Linked DNA regions of Homo sapiens: regions 1, 2, 3 and 4 are each linked to region 5. A link is a contact called in ENCODE Hi-C or POLR2A ChIA-PET data. All regions are on one chromosome and are shown on one strand. The core of a region is the stretch at or near the end of the contact, and the rest is flanking DNA. Distances in the headings are between cores, read along the strand shown.

Region 1 (4,095 bases), core at 1,517-4,016, 710 kb after region 5:
TGAATATGAGGTGCCTTCTCTCCCCAGCCCCACCAAGTATCAGACAAACAACAACTACTTTGAATATATTACAAGGAATTGGTGGTGATATCATCTCACTCCTTCAATATTTTTGTCATTTCTTTTTCATTTCCTTTTTCCTTCTCTTTACTTTCTCTACCTCTCTTCCTTTTAAAATCATATAAGAAACCGATGTGATGCTGGTTCAGACAGTTGTCCACCCAAGACAGAGTTATGTCTCTTGTAGGGGAATAAAAGAGGCATTTTGAGGAAGAAGTGATTCAGTGCTGTTTTTAGACGTTAGAGCTGTGTCTTAGATATCCAAGTTCCTATAATCAAGGGAGTGCCTATGCTGCCTGGATCCTTACAAGTATCTCCCAAACTGAAACCATTATGATGTCAGAGTCACTTGGCTGGGTGCGGTGGCTCACACCTGTAATCCCAGCACTTTGGGAGGCCAAAACAGGCAGATCACCTGGGGTCAGGAGATCGAGACCAGCCTGGCCAACATGATAAAACCCCGTCTCTACTAAAAATACAAAAACAAATTAGCCGGGCGTGATAGCGGGCGCCTGTAGTCCCAGCTACTCGGGAGGCTGAGGCAGGAGAATGGCGTGAACCCGGGAGGCGGAGCTTGCAGTGAGCCGAGGTCGCACCACTGCACTCCAGCCTGGGCGACAGAGCAAGACTCCATCTCAAAAAAAAGAAAAAAAAAAACCATCTCGACTGAAAATACAAAAATTAGCTGGGCGTGGTGGCACACACCTGTAGTCCCAACTACTCGGGAGGCTAAGGCAGGAGAATCGCTTGAACCTGGGAGGCAGAAGTTGGAGTGAGCCGAGATCGTGCCACTGCACTCCAGCCTGCCGACAGAGCGAGACTCCATCTCAAATAAATAAATTAATTAATTAAACAGATTAACTCATATTATTCATAAAACAATAATTAGCATTTGCATTTTAACTCCCAAGACTTCAGTACTGAAACAACATTTTATACAAGCCTTAAAGTATCAAATCTTTAACACCAAAACAAGATAAAATACTCTAACATAGTATTTAAAGATTTAAAGAACAAGAATCACCCATTAAAATAGGAGTAGAACAAAAAGTTGCAAGGGACAAAAGAGTTCTTTTTGCTGGAAGTGATGCTTTTGTCATGGTTATTTTGTTTGCCTCTGCAGGAGAGAAATATGAACTTCACGCGGGAACAGAGTCGACACCCAGCGTGGTGGTTCATGTCTGTGAAAGTGAAACTGAAGAGGAAGAAGAGACAAAAAACCCCAAACAGAAAATTGCCCAGACGAGGCGCCCCGACCCTCCGACCGCAGCGTTGAATGAGCCCCAGACCTTTGATTGCGCGCTGTGAGGCCCTTGGTTGTGGTGCGAGGCGGCTGCCCTGGTGGGCTCTGGCCATGGCGCTCTGTGCCTGCGGCCGATGCGTTGCTGCGAACAGCATAGGTGAGACTCTGCCGAGTGAGGTATAGGTCTTCTCACCACGCCTGTACTGCAGACACGGTCGTGTAGAGTAGCAGCTGATTTGACCTGTCCCAGATTTTAAGTGATATTCCAAAAGGGACTTTACATTAAAGGAGAAGCCCCCAAGATGTGGCCACCCTTAACCATTTTTAAATAGTAACAAATTAGGAAAACAGCTCCCCTCCCCTCCAGCCATGTAAGTCCTCCTGATTCTGTATCACATGAGACACCAAAAACTGGAAATGTAGTCACACCCAGTACAGTACCATTTTTATGAATTTAAAAATAGTCTTATAATTTTAATTGTTTGTGGGTATTTTTCTACTGGTATAAATAGCTTCTAATTAATAAATCGATCAAAGGTTGTTACTCAGTATACATGAAATTTTTTGCAGGAAAAGAAACCAGAAATACAGAATAATTCATAGAAATCATGGTTCTCAAGTATTTGTTCAATTAGCTTTGGGGAAGAAATGCCAAATCCACTTTGAGGATGAGTCTTACGACACAGATCCACCCACATGTTGCTCTTATCTGGAATTTGGGACAAAGCAATGCACAGGCCCTCATTCCTGATGTGGCGCCCTCCAGACATGGCTGCCCAGGAAGGACGGCCACTTTAGAAGTGGGACGTATCACCAGTAAGCTTGAATGATTAGGATCGCAGGTGGCTACTGCATTCTGCCGTTCGTGACCGTGTTCTAGCCTGTAGACCACCCAGCTACCTTCATTCACCAGTTTTTATCCTTCACCTTTTCCAGTATCTTGTTAACCACTAGTTCTTGAGTTTTTTGGCTATGATGTGTACGTTTATGTATGTCATTCATGGACTTTCAACTAGAAAAGGTAATGATAAGGTTTTCTGAAGACCATTTGTAAATTGTCCATTTAACCATTTTTCAGCTTGCTTTGAAACAAAAGTCACACCTACTATTTTTCTATGAATTAGGGAATGAGGGGGAGATCATTCAGTTTTACTTTTCTTTTTGTTGAAATTTTGTACCCGGATTGCAGTTGGCACTTTTCCTAAAACAGAATTGTTTCCCACTTAGGTGTCAGAATGTACCTTTGAACTTCCCTAAGAAGCAGCAGGATCTTTTTAACTCTCTCTGGTCTGTTTAGACTTTGAAGTCCCTTCTGTAGAAAAGTCTCATAACTGAGAAGGCTCTGTTTTGGGCCGGGTGGGTCTGCTGGCCTCCACTCACTGTGCTGTTTCCTTTGAGTGGCACACTTGGGAAGCTCCGGGGCATGTGAAGGAGCTGCAAACATGAGAACTAATGAACCAAGGCGGCTGCCACCAGGAAGGAACAGAACGCAGGCATTCAACCATGACGTCTGCACAGTGTTAGTAACATGTCATTGTGGTTTCGTTCTCACTGTGGTAAAATTTATTTCTGAGCACTTAAACTGTGTTGCATACCCCTAATTTTTTTTTTTTCTGTATCTTCCTTGCCCTCAAATACCCTGAGGTGATAAACTGTTCCAGTTGTAGCCAACTACCACTGCTAGGCCTCAATGTAAATTCAGTTGAAATTTGCAATTCTATCAGCAATTTAATGTATTGAATTCAGATCATCATTTGTCATTTTAACCGACAACCACCCAATAAATTTACTCTGCAGTTCTGAACTCAGCATTGTGCCCATTTTTTACTGCAAGATGGACCCTGTATGCCAGGAGACATGTATTATCAACAATTGGGAATTTTTTGAATTTCCTTTTAGGTAATATTGATTCACTGTAATTTTCTAAGTGATCAAAACCCATGAGATTTTGTTATTTGGCTTGGCTTTCATTCTCTGCCTGCCCATTAAAGAATATTCTATTCCTAACACATAAAACATTTTACAGTCAAGCAGTGCAAATTACAGTGCTTTTCTATTTTTTTTTTGAGAGCCTTGAATAAATTGAAGAAAACTTTAAACCAAAATTAGAGACGAGTCATTTAAGCTTTTCTGAATGGAAAGTATTAATATTTTCATTTTTCTAGTATAATATAATAAAATGAATTTTTTTAAAAAAGCTACTAAGTACCCATCAACTTTTTCATATTGTGAAATGAACCAGGATCTTAACAGATACTATCATCGCTGTCCTTTTTTGGCTGTTTAATATCTAGTTCATGTAACAAATTTACAAGAGATAAGTCTCATGGTTTTTTTTTTCTTTTAATAGGCTTTTCTGCAATTTTTTTGAAATTGAGTTATTACTTGGATTTAACCCTGATAGGACCAGGTGTGGTGGCTCACACCATAATCCCAGCACTTTGGGAGGCCAAGGTGGGTGGATCCACCTGAGGTCAGGAGTTCAAGACCAGCCTGACCAACATGGTGAAATCCTGTCTCTACTTAAAAAATACAAAATTAGCCTGGCATGGTGGCACATGCCTGTAATCCCAGCTACTTGGGAGGCTGAGGCAGGAGAATTTCCTGAACCGGGAGACGGAGGTTGCGGTGAGCCGAGATCACGCCATCGCACTCCAGCCTCGGCAACAAGAGCGAAACTCCGTCTCAAAAAAAAAAGATTTAACCCTGATTGATAGTATAGTAGCCATGTTTTCTTTAGAAATCATAACCTCTTCATGGGAATCAAACTATGTTGAAAATTGTGAGGAAAG
Region 2 (4,112 bases), core at 955-3,454, 680 kb after region 5:
ACGAGGTCAGGAGATCGAGACCATCCTGGCTAACACGATGAAACCCCATCTCTACTAAAAATACAAAAAATTAGCCGGGCGTGGTGGCGGGCGCCTGTAGTCCCAGCTACTCGGGAGCCTGAAGCAGGAGAATAGCATGAACCTGGGAGGTGGAGCTTGCAGTGAGCCGAGATCGCGCCACTGCACTCCAGCCTGGGCGACAGAGCGAGACTCCGTCTCAAAAAAAAAAAAAAAAAATGGAGAGAAAAAACTTAATCCTAATGTCGTAGTTTAAGCCCCTGAATCCGGCCATGCCTGAAGCCCCAAACTTTTCTATTATGTGAGTCAATGCATTCCATTTGCTGCTTAACCCAGTCTGATTGATGTATTCCATGAAAAAAAGAGAATCTTGAATAATACTGGAAAATGCGAACCCCGTTCCCTGAACCATCATGTAGGATTGCTCACTTCTTCCTCTGCTTTGTCAGCACTTTGCAAATGTCTCAGTGCACAAATACAACTGTATCACAATCACTGTCTCCCCCATCTGTGAGCTCCTCAGGTGGCAGATCTCTATGGACCTTACCCTTGCAAGCCCAACACCCACACAGGGCCTAATACCTCAGGGAAACTAAATTAAGCTAATCTGGTTGTTTGACTTAGGATCTCTCAGGGCCATTTTTTTTGTGTGAACGTGCATCAGACATCTCCAGGCAGGGCTATGGAATGCAGCTGTTTCCAATCTCATTTGATGTGAAAACTCAATTTTTTGGCCAGGTGCAATGGCTCACGCCTATAATCCCAGCACTCTGGGAAGCCAAGGCAGGAGGATTGCTTGAGTTCAGGAGTTTGAGACCAGCCTGGGCAACATTGTGAAACCTTGTCTCTACAAAAAGTAGAAAAATTAGCCAGGCATGGTGGCATGTGCCTGTAGTCCCAACTACTCAGGAGGCTGAGATGGGAGGATCACTTGAGCCTGGATGGTTGAGGCTATGATTGTGCCACTGCACTCCAACCTAGGCAACAGAGCAGACCCATCTCAAAACAAACAAAAAAACACCAAAAAAAAAAAAAAAAACAACCCTCAATTTTTGCAAAAGTTGCTGTGTTAGAGGAATTTAGAGAAAAAATAATTACTATAGTCCTTAGAGTGACCTTGACAAAAGAAGCAGCTTGCCATCAATATTAGTTAAACGAATGAAAGTGAAGAACTTAGTTTAAGACAAGATGGGGAGCAGGAGCAGCACGGTTGGAGGCAGCAGGAACCACAGAAGCAGCAAGCAGGAAGTAGGAGGGGCGATCTGCTGGACATACCTCGGTGACTATGCTGGGCTCAACTGCTGGGGAGCCCTTGGGGTCATAATCCAACCCTGATTTCTTAGTTTACATCTAACAGGGATTAGATGTGCTGTACACATTTTAGTCCATCTTCCTGCCCCATGATGCAGGCGCTGAGTGCCTTTGATGTTAAGCTTCACTGTGCCTCACTTTGCCTCTGAAAGGTCTTGAGTGGGTAATGAGAGCTGATTTTCTTCTAACTGCACATTCCTTTTTTTTTTTTTTTTTGAGACGGAGTCTTGCTATGCTGTCCAGGCTGGTCTCAGACTCCTGGCCTCAACCGATCCTCCCACCTCTGCCTCCTGAGTTAGCTGGGACTACGGGTGCGCACCACTGCGTGACTGCGCGTCCTTGTAGGTGGGAGATGAGCCCAGTTATTTTCCCTGCTGTGTGACCCTGCTTCCTTCTCTGCCGGCTAAGGGAAGAGACACCAGCTGCCTTCCAAGTTGGGCTCAGGAGCTTTGTCATCATAGTTGTTATTGGTGGTAATAATACCTGCCAATGTAAGCCTCGGTCCTATCACTGAAACTCGCTCAACAGCTTAGACCCCGGCTCTTCCCTTTGCGTAATAGTTGTAATCATGTCCCATGGTCTCCTAAGGCGTCGGAGACAAGCAAGACTGCGTGGAAGGGTTTTTACACGAAAAAGAAAGCATTAAACATGTGGATTGTATGACAACGGTAGATAGGGCATAGGGTGAAGAGGAGTAAGAGGAGGAGGGAGAGCGGGAGGAGGGAGAAGAGCACGAGTGGGGAGGAGAGGAGGGGAGGGGATGGGAGGGGAGGGGAAGGAGTGGGTAAGGGGAAGAGGGTTGTACCCGCCAGGGCGGGACCCAGCCTGTGCCGTCCCACACCTTGTGCTAGCTCCAGCTCAGCTACCTGCGGCCGCCTCTCCTCGGGCAATGAGGCGCCGGGAAGCCCACAGCATCTGATAATATCCGGGCCGCCGGTTGCCGGGAGGTGAACCGAGGTAAACTCGCCGCGCGCGGGGCGCAGTGTACATAGTAACCAGCCCTGAGTAAACGTTCGTCATATTCCTATGAGCTGCTCCGGGGACTGTCCTACGGGGCTAGCAGGAAAAGGAGATCGGCTCTCTCCGCTCCCGGTGGAAAACGAGAAGGTCGCCAGAGGTCCTGTTTTCGGGGTGATCTAAAGCCCCCGCCCCAGCGCTACAGCCCAAGCCCCCCACAGGCTGGGGACCAGGAACCCGGAGGAGCGGGAGGAGGGCGCGCGCGGCGAGACACCCCCACCCCGGCCCCCGCGCGCCCCCGCCCCGGTCCCCGCCCGGGTCCCCGCCTTGTCCTGGGCTCTGGCGCCTGCGCCGCCGTGCGCGCGCCCTGCCAGAACAGGAGGGGACGAGGCGGGCGCGCGGCGCCGGCAGCCTAGCTCAGCCGGGACACCGCCCTAGTCCCAGCCCAGGGGGCCGCTCTCGCCGGCGTCGAGGGCGTGGCGGCGAGGCTGCTGCTGCAGGCGGCTCCCGGCTCTGCCTTCGGCCCCGCCCGCCGCCCACCAGGCTCCCAGAGGCCCCGCAGCTCGCGCCGTCCGGCTCCCCGCAGCCCCGTCGGGCAGCCCGGGCCCGTCCGCTGCCCTCCCGGCTCCCGTCCTGCGGCGGCGGGGCGTGCAGGTGAGGCCCCACGGCGCCCGGCCTCTCCAGCAGGTTTGCACCCAGCGCGGGGCGGGGCGGGGCGGGGCGGGTGGGGGGGGTGGTGCATGAAAAGTTAAAAAAAAAAAAAAAAAAAAAAAAGCCGCCCCGAGAAGTCCGGGAGGGGTGGGCACTCCGAGCCGCGGGACCGGGAGATGCTACCGCGCGCGACCTCGCCTCCCGCGACCTCGCCTCCCGCCGCACCCTTCTCGCGCGCGGGGTCTAGTCTGGCAGCCTCGAGGGTGGTGTCCCGGAAAACAAAACAAAAATGTTTTGTCTTCTCCACCAACGATTTTCTCCCACCAAGTGTGTTTGACCTTTTGAAAAGCCGACAGGCCCAGCCTGCCTGTGAAGGCAGGAGCGGTGTAGGGGCGCCTGGAAGGTGGAAGCCCCCTGTCTTTCTCCCTTGCCCCGCTTCCCCCACGGTGCGTGGATCACCATCGCATTAGTGACTCCCTAACTTCTTGAAACTTGTCTGTCTGCTTCTGTCCGCCGCCTGGACAGGTAGGGCAGGAGTGATCTGTTCCAGGTTGATTCTTCTAGCTTCCGTGCAAAATCTGATCATCTCCTTTAGAGATTAGGATTCTAGTGTAGGAAGCAATCCAGATCCGTGTTTCAGATACAAACAAGGATTATTTAAAGTGATGTTTTCCTGTAGTGCTGAAAGCCAAAAATATTCGCTTCCACTTGTTGGAAGCCACCAAGTACACCACATTTATTTGAACTTTTCATAGAAGTCTCTGATGTACTATTTGGCAAAAGAAGCAATTGATTTATCTGTAGCTGTGATTACATACGATGTAAAGTAATTTGTTTTAAGACTATTTCATTGGCTTTGGTTCAATATCTTAAACTCTGTAAACACATAATTCAGGAGCCAGATATGCATCACACAAATGTGTTCTTTTTGGTGGGGATTTAAATTGATCTAGAAATGGGCTTTCCATCCAGGAAGACTGTGAAAAGCTTGAAAACTGAGTCTCTTCTTTAGCCAGGTCATCAGCTTTACATTTTACTGCATTGGCAAGCCTTGCCTTTTCTTTTCTCTTCTCTTCTCTTTTCTTCTTTTTGAGACAAGGCCTCGCTCTGTCATCCAGCTGAAGTGCAGTGGTGCAAACACAGCTCACTGCAGCCTCAACTTCCCAGGATCAAGC
Region 3 (3,655 bases), core at 538-3,037, 660 kb before region 5:
GAGCAAAACAATTATTTCTGACAAAAGAAGAATTTTCTATGGGGGTAATTCAATTTAACCACATGAATACTACCAAAGTTGCAAACAAGGTGACAGAAGGCAATCTGGAACACACCTTCCAGATTCCCCAAAAAGAAATGTCCTCCTAAAATCCAAACCCCTCCCTCCCTAATTTGAGGTAGTCAAATCTTATTAGGTGATCTGAATTCTCCCGGCTCTGACACCAGTCCAGCTCCTTAGGCCAGAACTGCAGCCGTCTGTAAAAGAAATACCCTGAGCAAACCCCACCCCTCAAAACATCCCCAAAAGGCAGGGAGGTCCAGAGAGTATTTTCTCCTCCAACGACAGATAAGGCACCAAGGGCTCAGCAGCGCAATCCTTCTCCCAAGGTCATTCAAGTCAGTGAAGGTGCGACGGTGGAGCTGCAGGCAGTCTGGCCTTCTGGAAATCACACTACAGGGGTTTTGGGGGTGCCTACTCTCTTCCCCTCTCCCACCCGCAAGGGTGAGCACTGGCCTCGGCATTCCCGAAACAAGCCACAACAAGCTCTGCAGTGTTAGGAAAGGGGTTGACGCGATGAAGAAACAGATGCTCCAAAGCAAGATGGTCTTTCTCGGCTCACAGAGGCTCCTCCAAGGTTATGCACAGAAACCGCAGCCACCTCCAAGAGCTCTAAACCGGGCTCCGAAGCCCCAGCGCGGCCGCTGCGGGTCGCCAGGTTCCCTGCAGGCAGGCTCCGCAGCCAGAGGCCACCAGCCCCAGAAACCGCACTTCATTCCTGCGCTCCGGGAAGCCATGGCTCCTTCCCTGCCCGGGCGGCTGGGCGGGGGCCGGGGGTGCGCCGGGAGGCGGGCCCCGCGCTGCGGAAAGTTCACCGCGGCGGGCGGGGGGAGGCCCCGGCCCCGCTCGCCGGCGTCCCCCTGCAGATTCCACCATTAATTAGTCCTAAGGACTGTCTACTGGCAACTTAAACAAAGCGAATGCCTCGAATTCCTTCCCGGCCCAGCGGTCTGGCTGCGAGACCAGCAGAGCGCCCGGGACGCGGGCCGGCGCGGCCGACAGCTGCGGCGGCCGCGGGACCCCTCCCCGCCCGGCCCGCGGCCCGCGCCCCGCGCCCGCAGCTGGCCCCGCACGCCGGCCCGACGCGCTCCCAAACCGCCCTCCTCCTCCTGCTGCTGCAGCTCCCGGGCCCTTCCTGTCTGATCACTTCCTTCCTCCGGTGCCCGCCGGGCCCCGCGCAGCCCCCTCCACGGCCGCCTCGTCGCCCCCCGCCCCTGTCGGCCCGCGCCCCCTCCCCCAACCCCAAACTCTACCCCCGAAACTCTTCGCCGCCCCCTCGAAAATGTCTCCTCCGCGTCTCTGCCCCAAACATTTCTCCTCAGAGTCTCGCTCCCACCAAGAAGTCTCCTCAGAACCTTCCCTCCCCCTCCCGAGGAAAAATCTCCTCAGAGTCTCTTCCTCCAACTCCACAAACATGTGCTGGGTCTCGCCCCAAAAGGTCTCCTCCTGAGCCCTTCCTCCAAAATCCATTCCAACTCTCCCCCAACTCCACACCCCATCTCTCCTCGGCTGCGCCCGCGGTTTCTTCTGCCCCGTGGCCGCGGGTGCCCCGACCTCACCCGGGACCGGCCTCCCAACCCCGCCGCCCTCCCCTCCCCGCGCCGCGCTCCCGCCGCCGCCGCCTCACGGACCCTCACCTCTGCGGCCCCGAACCGCGCTCCCGCCAGCGAAGGGTTCCGCCGCTCAGCTGCCAGCGACCGGCGCCTCCTCTGGCTCCGCGGGACTGACAATGAGGGGCGGGGCCAAATTGTGACGTCAGCGTTCTGGAAGGCGGGGTCTTTGTGATGGGCGGGGTTGTCTGTAGGCCCCGCCCCCTCCGTCCTTTTTTTCCCTTCCCAGGACTTAGACTCCACCAAGTTTTTATTGCCTCCGTAGCTGGGTCCTGTGCTAGGCGCCCTGGGAAATCGAAATGGAAGACAAGACTTCTCGATTTCAGGAGGGACACTTTCGGCCCGCGTGGTGGCTCAAGTCTGTAATCCCAGAACTTTGGGAGGCTGAGGCGGACGGATCGCTTAAACTCAGAAGTTCGAGACCAGCCTGGGCAACATGGCGAAACCCCATCTCTATAAAAAATACAAAAATTAGCCGGGAGTGGTGGCGCCCGCCGGTAAGCTAAAGTAGGAGGATCGCTTGAGCCGAGGGAGGTCGAGGCTGCAGTGAGCCGTGATCGTGCCACTGCACTCCGGCGTGGGTGACAGAGTGAGACCCTGTCTCAAAAGAAAAAGAAAAAAGCGGGACACTCTCAGTAGGGTTGTGAGGATTAAATGAGATAATCAATGGAAAGGTGCTTAGCCTAGAACCTGATATGGAATAATCACTCAACAAATCCTATTTCTATTACTCTGCAAATGCAGAGAAGGAACTCAGCTCAGACTCGGGAGGCATGGGTTCCCGTCCCCCACTGTGCTATTAATTCTTTGTGTGATGCTAGACAAGTACTTTCCCATCTATGTTCCCGATTTTCATCTTCTTTAAAATGGGAAGGGGGAATAACCAGATGATCTCAAAATCCCCTCCCATACTTCTATGACATACTTCCTTTAAGTCTACTATCTAAAAGGCACCTAGTGCCCTGAGAAGCCAGGAGGAAGGCTTCAAAGACAGCCCAAGACCCACACCCAGCATAGTACAGGACACAGCCAGAGACTGCTCTCGCTGCGGATGCCCTCCCACACGCTGGCACGCAGCAGCATTCACAAGCCAGGACACAGATGGGCTGAGGGCTGCTTCCTCTCTGACTACAGCAGCATGGTTGGTCTCTTGAGACATCTCTTGTGTAAGCTCTTTATTGCCTATGGAATAAAGGCCAAAGCCCTGGCCTGGTATGATCACTTCCTACCTTTACACACACACACACACACACACACACACAAAGTTTATCCAAACTTCTCTTAGCACACCCACTGCTTTCCCACATTTGACCCTTTGCTGAAGCTCTTCCCCTGCTGTCTCACCTCCCAGCTTCTCCCAGCCAGAAAGCAATCCTCCCTGTTCTGAATAACCAATAACATTGTGTTTAACCCTCACGTGGGCATGAACACTACAACTTATAAAGAACTGACCTCCCATTTGTTTCTTAGCACTTCCTGGAGGTCAGAACCCACACATGTTTGTGGAGCTCAAGCTCTGATGCCAGAAAACCCTGGGATCATATGTTCTGGGGTCATAATAGCCATCTCTGAGCCTGTCTTCTCATCTATAAAATGGGGATAATAATATAGTCTTGTGGTGTTTGTTTTAAAATTACCTAAGATACTGTATGGAAAACATCAGGCACAGTGTTCCACAAACAATATGAACAATATGATTGTCATTCTTATTTTCTTTTTCTTTCTTTTTTTTTTTTTTTTTTTTTGAGACGAATTTTCTCTCTTGTCGCCCAGGCTGGAGTGCAGTGGCACGATCTCAGTTCACTGCAACCTCTGCCTTCCAGGTTCAAGAGATTCTCCTGCCTCAGCCTCCCAAGTAGCTGGGATTACCGGCACTTGCCACCACACCTGGCTAATTTTTGTATTTTTAGTAGAGACGGTGTTTCACCATGTTGGCCACGCTGGTCTCGAACTCCTGACCTCAGGTGATCCACTCACCTTGGCCT
Region 4 (4,141 bases), core at 1-2,500, 570 kb after region 5:
CTAGGGTACAGTTGCGCTATCTTGGTTCAATGCAGCCTCGACCTCCTCGGTTCAGGTGATCCTCCTTCCTCAGCCTCTTGAGTAGCTGGGTCTACAGGCACACACCACTATGCCAAGCTAATTTTTGTACTTTTTTCTTTTCTTTTCTTTTCTTGTAGAGATTGGGTTTTGCTATGTTGCCTGGGCTGATCTGAAACTCCTGGCTCAAGCAATTAATTCTCCCACCTCAGCTTCCCAAAGTGCTGGGATTACAGGCATAAGCCACCGTGCCCGGCCCTCCAAAGGTAATTCTAGATGTATTCGACTCTTCTTTTCCTCTTGTGTTATTTGAAGTCATGTGATTTCCTCTCACAAGGATGGGGAAGATTTTTTTTTAATCTTTTACTTAATTGATAACACTTGGGAATTTTTGCAATTTTTTAGCTTTATGATGATTTTTAAAATATATTGTTTTCTTAAAATAGTTTTGGTCCAGTTCAATATTTTTGGCGCCATAAATCCAGACACAGTTGTTTTTCCCTGGATGTCCCATTTTTCAGGCTCGTTCTTACAGTTAGTCCAGTCGGTGCCCCTCAGTGGAGCTGGTGCCGCGGCTCCTGGGAGCACACTGCCCTCCACTGTCCACAGAAAGACACAGCAGCCAGACAGAACGTGCCTGTCCCGCAAGGCTAAAATCCAGACTAAAACGAAAGAACCCCTGAGACAACGTCATTACCTTCTTATGAGGAAATCTCTTGGCTTGACTATTGAATCCTTTTTTTTCTGATTCTGGGATTACTGAAGCTTGAGATTTAAAAGGAATGGAGGATTGTGTTGGATATGCAGCAGTAAAACCTAAACAACAAAAATGGAGTAAAATCAAAATGAATACAAAACAATGATTGACAAATGTGGAAAACACAAAGGTGTATATTAAAGTTTTATTTTAAATGGTAGAGAAGAGAAACTTGCCTTTTGACAGGAAACAGACACGAAACCGGATTAAAAAAAAAATTCCCCACTTTCTTTCCCTCTCGGCAATTTATCGGACTTCCCCCCTCCAGCTCTTAAATTAGTGAGATGTGGTCACATAAAGTACCTTAAACAGGCTGTCCCGGAGAAAAGGAAGGAGATGATAGTAAAGACATTCTTGCCAGGCAGGAAGGAGACAGCAAAACTATTCTGGGAGCAGCCTGGACGAGGCGCGGTCAGGACAGAGGAAGCGTCCTCACTGCTCCTTGGCCTAGATTCAGACACCAGCATTAGGCCGTTAAAATCCAAAGAGGTTAGGGAAATCCCAGCCTGGGGCTGGCTCTCACTTTTCAGGGCACTGTGCAAGACAGGTGTAAGTTTTCGTTTCTGTTTTGAGCAGACATGGGGTTAAAAAGCAGAAAGGGATCATCTATAGAAACTGAAGTTAAAAGTTCCTTTGTCTAGGCTGCGATGTATACATGCATGTCTGATGTATAAACTCCCCTCCTGCTGAGACTTCCACAACTGCTAGAACTTGGCAGCATCTGTCTGCATAGCAGGTTGATTATAGACTCTAACCTGTAAGTGTAATGGACTCTGACTCCAGTTTTTTGATGTTTGATGGCTGATAGCTCTTCAGCTTCACCACTCCCTCATTCCCTTCTGCCCTACCACTGGGCAAGCGGATGAGAAAGCCCAGAGCTCCCTCCTGTGGCACCAGCTGGAAGTTCAAACCACGCAGACCCCTGCCCTCAGTCCAGCCTCGCTTTCCAACCATAAGAAAACCCCCAAGCCAGGCTCCTTTCCCTGCTCTCTCAAGCCATTATTGGATCAGGTTAGGAAGGCTGTGCTGCTGTCCTCAGAAGGCCTCACTATGTGGGTGATAAGCCTTTTCCTACACTCTTCATGAGCGTGTGTGTGGCACCGTAAGTCTTGACATCCAAACCAAATTTTGGGTGGGGGGGTGCATCCTGACTCTGTAGGCTGTTCACAACAGTAAGCCAAATTATTTTAACATCAGAATCCTAACCTTCAGAGAGGAAATACGCGCAGAAATGGGGGAAAAAAAACAGTCAAGAGAAGGAAAGAAGAAAGTATGTGTTAGCCATGACAGAGGGTGGTTTGTATGGAAACTATCAGTAAGGCTCATTTCTTCATCTCTGAATTTTTTTAAAAAACAATACTCCTTTTCAGAGCAGGAAGCCTGAAGACAACAGGGACCCCTCAAGGGGTACAATCATGAACCAGCTTCACAGTTGAGGAAACTGAGGCTTAGAGGGATTAAGTTACTCATCCGAATCACCCAGCACTTAAGCGGAACAGGTAGGGTGTGAACATGATTTGCCTAATGAGTCCAGGCTCTTGAGCTCTGAGCTGTGCTTCCTCTTCCTGAGCTGGCCTCTAGTAAGTGCTCAATAAACACGATGGGGAGAGGGACACTGAAGCCTAATCTGCCTGGGTGGAGGATGAAGCAAGTAAAAGGAGCTGAATACGTGTTTAAGTAGAAAATATTTGGGGATACCAATATACAGTAAATGTATTCTTCTCCTCCCCTCCCCATTTAAGTAGATGAATGGCTATGTTTTTGGTTTGTTTGCTTTAAGAGAGCTATACAGCAAATCAAAAGGCAGAAGCAGCTGCAAGACTTCCTGGCTTTTGTTTCTAAAAGCCTAAGCCTATAGAACAGCTAAGAGAGTGTGCAGAGGAGGCAGTAAAAAGAGAGTTATTTAAAAAAGGTTAAAGGAAGGACATTCTCCTGGGGAAAGGAGAGGTTTCTGCCTGACTGGAAAGGAGATCCAAGGCTTCTGGCTATAACAGAAATGCATGTGTCAGAGCAGCCCTCTTGATGAAACAATTTAAAAAGTAGAATTTTTGAAAAACACTCTGGATGACTGAACTCCTATTTCTTACCAAAACAGGACTAGATTTGCCCTCCCAGCTGGAAAAAAAAAGTTAAAAATGGGCAAGATATATAAAGCAATCAAGATACTGGACATCAGGCAACAAAGGACAGGGATCCCTGAGAGAAGCAAAGTAAATGAGGTTGGCAATAAGATGGTCCCCAGCTTTCTGCCAGGAGAAAATCTCAAGACCACAGCACAGGAAGAAGGGATCCAGATGGAGCCCCGTGGTCTTCCTGAGTTGAGGAAATAGATCTGGGAGTCCAGAAAGACCAAGACAGCTAAGTTCACAGAGCAGAGTACCAGAGAAGAGAGAGCTACCCAGATGGAGAGCTATGGAGCTCTGCAACGGGGTCCCCTGAGTAAGTTCCTGGGTATTGACCAACACATGGCATGAGAAAACTACCCAGGGCTGGAGAAGGAACCGCCTGGCAGAATTCAAGTGAGCAATCCCTGAGGCTTCCACAGGGCCGGGAATAGCTCCTGTTTTCATGAGTCACAGCGGGAAAACCTCATAATTCATGGAACATAGAGTATGCAGGAGGGTTTCGCCTCAGAAATGGGGCAAAATTACCCCTAGACTAAATACTGCTCTGGTTCCAGCTAACAAAGCTTTAAAGCAGGACCTGAAAAGATCAAACTGTCTCCAAATAATTTAACTGCATCTCAGAACAAAGCACAAGAATATTTATGGGACTACAAAAATAGCACCTAAGAGGTAAAATTCAAAATACCTGGCATTGATAAAAAATTAATAGGAGGAAGAAGGAAAAATATACTTCAAAGTGGGGAGAAAATAAATGATCAAAACCAACTCAGAAATGATACAGATGATAGAATTAGTGGAGAAGAACATTATAACTGCTGCACTAACTGTATTTCATATGTTCAAGAAGCCAGAGAAAAGACTGAACATATTAAGTAGATATGGAAGATATAATGACAAGATCCAAATCGAACTACCAGATGTGAAAACTAAATGTCTGAGATTAAAAATACACTAGATGAGATGAATAGCAAATTAGACATTAGAGGAAAAAAAGATTAGTAAACTTGAAGACCTAGAAATAAAACTATACAAAATAAAACAGAAAAAGGACAAGAAAAAGGATTAGTGAGCTGTGTGGAAACTTTGAGGAGCCTAATATATATGTAATCAGGCTCTCAAAAAAAGAAATATGAGGAGAGAAGAAATAGAAAAAAATAGTTCAAGAAAAAATGGTTGAAATTTTTCCAAATTTGATTAAAAAAACTATTGACTCACAGATTCAAGAAAGTCACTTAACATC
Region 5 (4,147 bases), core at 1,268-3,767:
ACGCCTGTAATCCCAGCACTTTGGGAGGCCGAGGTGGGCAGATCACCTGAGGTCAGAAGTTCGAGACCAGCCTAGCCAACATGGTGAAGCCCTATCTCTACTAAAAACACATAAATTAGCTAGGCATGGCAGCAGGTGCCTGCAATCCCAGCTACTCGGGAGGCTGAGGCAGGAGAATTGCTTGAACCCAGGAGGAGGAGGTTGCAGTGAGCTGAGATCGTGCCATTGTACTCCAGCCTGGGGTACAAGAGCGAGACTTCTTCATCTCAAAAAAAAAAAAAAAAAAAAAAGCTTCTAAAACCTGCTTCCAAGCTGCTTTTATTAGAACATTATAAACTCAATTCCACTTCCTTCCTTCCCCGTAACAGCTCTTCACATAATAATTCAGTTTTTAAACACTTAATATTTGCCAGGCACATACAAGAGCCATTTACATATTTATTTATTTATTTATTTATTTGAGATACAGTCTCATTCTGTCTCCAGGCTGGAGAGCAGTGGCGCGATCTTGGCTCACTGCAACCTTCACCTCCCAGGTTCAAGTGATTCTCCTGCCTCAGCCTCCCGAGTAGCTGGGACTACAGGTGCGCACCACCACACCTGGCTAATTTTTTGTATTTTAGTAGAGACAGGATTTCACCAGGTTGGCCAGGCTGGTCCCGAACTCCCGACCTCAAGTGATCCACCCACCTCAGCCTCCCAAAGTGCTAGGATTATAGGCATGAGCCACCACGCCTGGTGAGCCATTTACATATTAACCCATACTGTCCTCTCAACAATCTTATCAGGTAGGAACTATCATCATCCCCATTTTACTGTAAGAAATCTAAGGCCCCACTTGGGAGGCTGAGGCAGAAGAATCGCTTGAACCTGGGAGGCAGAGGTTGCAGTGAGCTGAGATTGAGCCACTGCACTCCAGTCTGGGTGACAGATGACAGAGCAAGACACCGTCTCAGGAAAAAAAAAAAGAAAGAAAAGAAAAGAAATCTGAGACCCAAAGAGATTAAGTAATCTTCCCGAGGTGACATGGGGAGTTACTCACTGAGGCAATATCTAAACCTGGCAGTGTGGCTCTAGAGCACAAGCTCCTAACCTCTGGGCCACTGTTGCCTCTTTACCACCGTTCGTTCGGTCCACAGTCTTCTCCTGGTTAAACATCCCGTTCCTCCTCTGTAAAGCTCTGCTCAGAGAGGGTCCCCCTAACCACACAAGTACTGTGCCACAGTGTCCTGAGGTATGGTGTACCTGCATCAACACCAACAGCGAATACTGACTAAACCCAGTGTTAAACTACAGGCCAGGGACTATTATTATCCCAACTCCGTAGGTGAAGAAACTAAGCCTCAGAAAGGTTACCCAAAAATCACAATTAGAAAGTGACAGAGCTTGGACTTGAACCCATATCTAGGCCTAATACTAATACTGGTTCCTATGCTTGGAACCCCATGGAGGGCCATCTCATTACACCAAATATTTCTTAAAAGCTTATTAATATCTACTATTGCGTTTAACTTTCCAAGTTGGAATTGCCATCTTCATTTTACACATGAGCAGGTGGTGCAGGTGAATGGCCAAGTAAAGATATTAACGTGGCTTTCTGAGAGGGACCCAGTGCCAGGAGTGTATTTTTCCCTCTATACAGTTATAACTCCTTCTCAACTCCCTAAGGTAAAAATACCACCACCGACTGATCACTTATTAGGAGCCAGAACACTGCCAGATGTGTTACTTACATTTTCTCTAATTTCCAAAACAACCCCAAGGGAATGTTGTCCGTTTTACAGACGAAAGAGCTGAGGTTTAGAGAAAGTAAATAACTATGTCATTAAGTCTAGAAAGTGGCAGAACTATTGGGACACCCTAGCTTCAGCTTTTATTTTTTCTGCTCCATACAGCTACGTCTCCCACACTTTTTCTGCGCTGAGAATGGGAGAGGGGAAAACATCAGGATCGAACAGGATCAAAGTGCAATTCCAAGGGAATCACAGCTTGGCTCCAATCAACGCAAGTCCCGCTCGGTAGGCTGGGATAGTTCCCCAAGCATCTCTAAAAGCAACAACAGTTGGAAATGGAGACGAAGGAAATGGAAGCGTGTTCTTGATTTTCACTAATGAAGAGTTGGAGAGGTCTGAAGTTCAATTAGAGGGAGAAAGGGGCCAGGGTCATCGGAAAGGGCCCTGGGCGGGGAATCAGGGCACCTAGGATGGCGTCCCAGGTCTCCATGACCCAGACAAGTCACTCCACCTCTCCGGACCTCAGTTTTCCCATCCCCTTCAAAGGATTTGAGGGGAAAAGGGAGGGTCCAGGACTCCAACGCCCTCCCGACTCTGGCCTGAGAGCTGTCCGGCCTCGCCTCTAAGAGAGCAGTCACCACGGGCCAAGCCCCCAACCCTGACAGTCAGAGTGCCTGCAGGGCCGCCGCCTCGGCGGCTCGGGGCACTTACAGCCCGGAGGGACGCCAAGCCCACCAGTCGCCGCGGAAGCGCCTTCCTCATTGCTGCCATCTTGGCCCAGAATCCCCCGCGGCAGTCCAGCTGGGCCCCGCGTGACCGATGGCTCGTCTGGTGGGCGCGGCCCCGCCCCCGCCCCTCCGCCGTGACTTCCGAAGCTGGCTCCACCCCCAGCCTCTCTCCGTTTTGATTCCGAGCGCCTCTTCCATGCCAGGCCAAGTGAGACGCTAGGAATATAAAGATGAACAGAATCAGCCTGGACACCATGTAATCCTAGCACTTTGGGAGACCGAGGCGGGTAGATCACCTGAGGTCAGGAATTCGAGACCAGCCTGGCTAACATGGCGAAACCCCCGTCTCTCCAAAAAATCCAAAAAAAAAAAAAAAAAAAAAAAAAAAAAAAAAAAGCCGGGCGTGGTGGTGGGCGCCTGTAATCCCAGCTACTTGGGAAGCTGAGGCAGGAGAATTGTTTGAACCCGGGAGGCGAGGTTGCAGCGAGCGGAGATCGTGCCACTGCACTCCAGCCTGGGCGACACAGTGAGAGCCTGTCCAAAACAAAAAACCCAAAACCAAACAAACAAAAACATGAAAAGAAATTAACCAAATTCTGTGGCTTCTTGTGTTTAGAGTGTGGGAGGTGTGAGGAGACACATATTAATAGTTACACAAACAGTTGTGTCATTTCTAACTTGCACTATAAGAAGCAACGATTTGCTACTCACTGTTCCGAGTTCTTAGCACGGATTAACTCACGCATCACGATCTTCAGGATTCAAACACAGGCAGGCAGCTCCAGAGAGGGGGCATCCTTAGATTTCATACCTTAAAAAAATGATTAAGATTTATCTAGGTGTACTTTCTGAAGGGCTGAAAAAAAAAAAAATCTATCCAGGTGAAGAGGATACAAGAAAAACTTTCCAGACGGTGTAGCATTCGCAATGGCCCTGAGGCAAAGAAAATGCTGAGAACACTGTTTTTCTCTCTTTTGTTTTGTTGGTTTGTTTTGTTTGTTTGAGATGGAGTCTCACTCTGTCACCCAGGTTGGAGTGCAGTGGCGCGATTTCGGCTCACTGCAACCTCCGCCTCCCGAGTTCAAGAGAGTCTCGTGCCTCAGTCTCCCGAGTAGCTGGGATTACAGGTGTGCACCACCACGCCTGGCTAATTTTAGTGTTTTTAGTAGAAACGAGGTTTCACCGTGTTGGCCAGGCTGGTCTCAAATTCCTGACCTCAGGTGATCCGCCCGCCTTGGCCTCCCAAAATGCTGGGATTACAGGCGAGAGCCACCGCCCCCGGCCAGAGCACTGTTTTCAAACTGTATGTTGTACCCCACTAATTGGTCACAGTATCAATTTAGTGGGTACAAACTTTATTTAAAACAAAGAACTAGAATTTTATCTATCTATCATCTATCTATCTATCTATCTATCTATCTATCTATCTATCCATCTATATTTATTTATTAAGACGAAGTCTCACTGTGTTGCCCAGGCTGGAGTGCGGTGGCGTGATCTCGGCTCACTGCAACCTCTGACCCCGGGGTTCAAGCGATTCTCCTGCCTCAGCCTCCGGAGTAGCTGGGATTACAAGTGCCCATCACCGTGCCCAGATAATGTTTGTATTTTTAGTAGAGATGGAGGATTTCACCATGTTGGCCTGGGCTGAAGCAATCCACCCTCCTCGGCCTCCCAAAGTGCTGG

Evidence for each region. Hi-C counts contacts between places; a loop is a spot of excess contacts on that map. ChIA-PET counts read pairs that join two places held with the same protein, here RNA polymerase II (POLR2A). Pooled maps may share reads with other maps.
Region 1: a pooled map shows a loop between it and region 5 (8-fold over the local background). The contact joins the enhancer-like site here to the promoter of HMGCL in region 5. A Hi-C loop is called at or near these places in 1 of 37 single-sample maps with no recorded cell type and 4 of 50 pooled maps. POLR2A ChIA-PET finds 5 or more read pairs at or near these places in 2 of 52 experiments (OCI-LY7 and activated naive CD8-positive, alpha-beta T cell).
Region 2: a loop to region 5 is called in a pooled map, with 2.7 times the contacts of the local background. The contact joins the promoter of RCAN3AS here to the promoter of HMGCL in region 5. A Hi-C loop is called at or near these places in 2 of 50 pooled maps. POLR2A ChIA-PET finds 5 or more read pairs at or near these places in 3 of 52 experiments (OCI-LY7, activated T-cell and activated naive CD8-positive, alpha-beta T cell).
Region 3: a pooled map shows a loop between it and region 5 (4-fold over the local background). The contact joins the promoter of LUZP1 here to the promoter of HMGCL in region 5. A Hi-C loop is called at or near these places in 1 of 50 pooled maps. POLR2A ChIA-PET finds 5 or more read pairs at or near these places in 2 of 52 experiments (A673 and AG04450).
Region 4: a loop to region 5 is called in a pooled map, with 5 times the contacts of the local background. The contact joins the enhancer-like site here to the promoter of HMGCL in region 5. A Hi-C loop is called at or near these places in 2 of 37 single-sample maps with no recorded cell type and 4 of 50 pooled maps. POLR2A ChIA-PET finds 5 or more read pairs at or near these places in 1 of 52 experiments (activated T-cell).

The regions. Positions count from the first base shown.
Region 1 is chr1:24,533,910-24,538,004 of GRCh38, forward strand. It overlaps RCAN3 (RCAN family member 3), which reads left to right. Exons shown (of 5, transcript NM_013441.4): 5 at 1,184-4,095. The coding sequence ends at 1,368. Among named protein-coding and RNA genes, the nearest start is that of NCMAP-DT, 20 kb to the right of the region's middle. RefSeq lists enhancers at 120-771, 1,388-1,447, 1,422-2,073, 2,074-2,723, 2,550-2,639. Within about 2 kb of position 2,767, at least 14 of the 41 ENCODE cell types and tissues checked have a DNase peak (open chromatin) inside an H3K27ac peak, as active enhancers do; they include OCI-LY7, where a contact is called at or near this core.
Region 2 is chr1:24,500,178-24,504,289 of GRCh38, forward strand. It overlaps RCAN3AS (RCAN3 antisense RNA), which reads right to left and starts at 2,205. Exons shown (of 2, transcript NR_144360.1): 1 at 2,171-2,205. RCAN3 (RCAN family member 3) reads left to right here and starts at 2,659. Exons shown (of 5, transcript NM_013441.4): 1 at 2,659-2,973. RefSeq lists an enhancer at 1,345-1,444 and silencers at 2,048-2,220, 2,502-3,001.
Region 3 is chr1:23,167,069-23,170,723 of GRCh38, forward strand. It overlaps LUZP1 (leucine zipper protein 1), which reads right to left and starts at 1,788. Exons shown (of 4, transcript NM_001395462.2): 1 at 1,698-1,788. RefSeq lists enhancers at 494-1,025, 1,026-1,557, 2,633-2,682 and silencers at 797-936, 1,928-1,987.
Region 4 is chr1:24,390,846-24,394,986 of GRCh38, forward strand. It overlaps STPG1 (sperm tail PG-rich repeat containing 1), which reads right to left. Exons shown (of 9, transcript NM_001199013.2): 3 at 716-834. Among named protein-coding and RNA genes, the nearest start is that of STPG1, 21 kb to the right of the region's middle. RefSeq lists an enhancer at 1,213-1,462. Within about 2 kb of position 1,251, at least 32 of the 41 ENCODE cell types and tissues checked have a DNase peak (open chromatin) inside an H3K27ac peak, as active enhancers do.
Region 5 is chr1:23,822,912-23,827,058 of GRCh38, forward strand. It overlaps HMGCL (3-hydroxy-3-methylglutaryl-CoA lyase), which reads right to left and starts at 2,518. Exons shown (of 9, transcript NM_000191.3): 1 at 2,445-2,518. The coding sequence starts at 2,504. It overlaps LOC105376861 (a long non-coding RNA gene), which reads right to left. Exons shown (of 3, transcript XR_947068.2): 2 at 3,173-3,272; 3 at 2,629-2,677. RefSeq lists an enhancer at 2,519-3,387.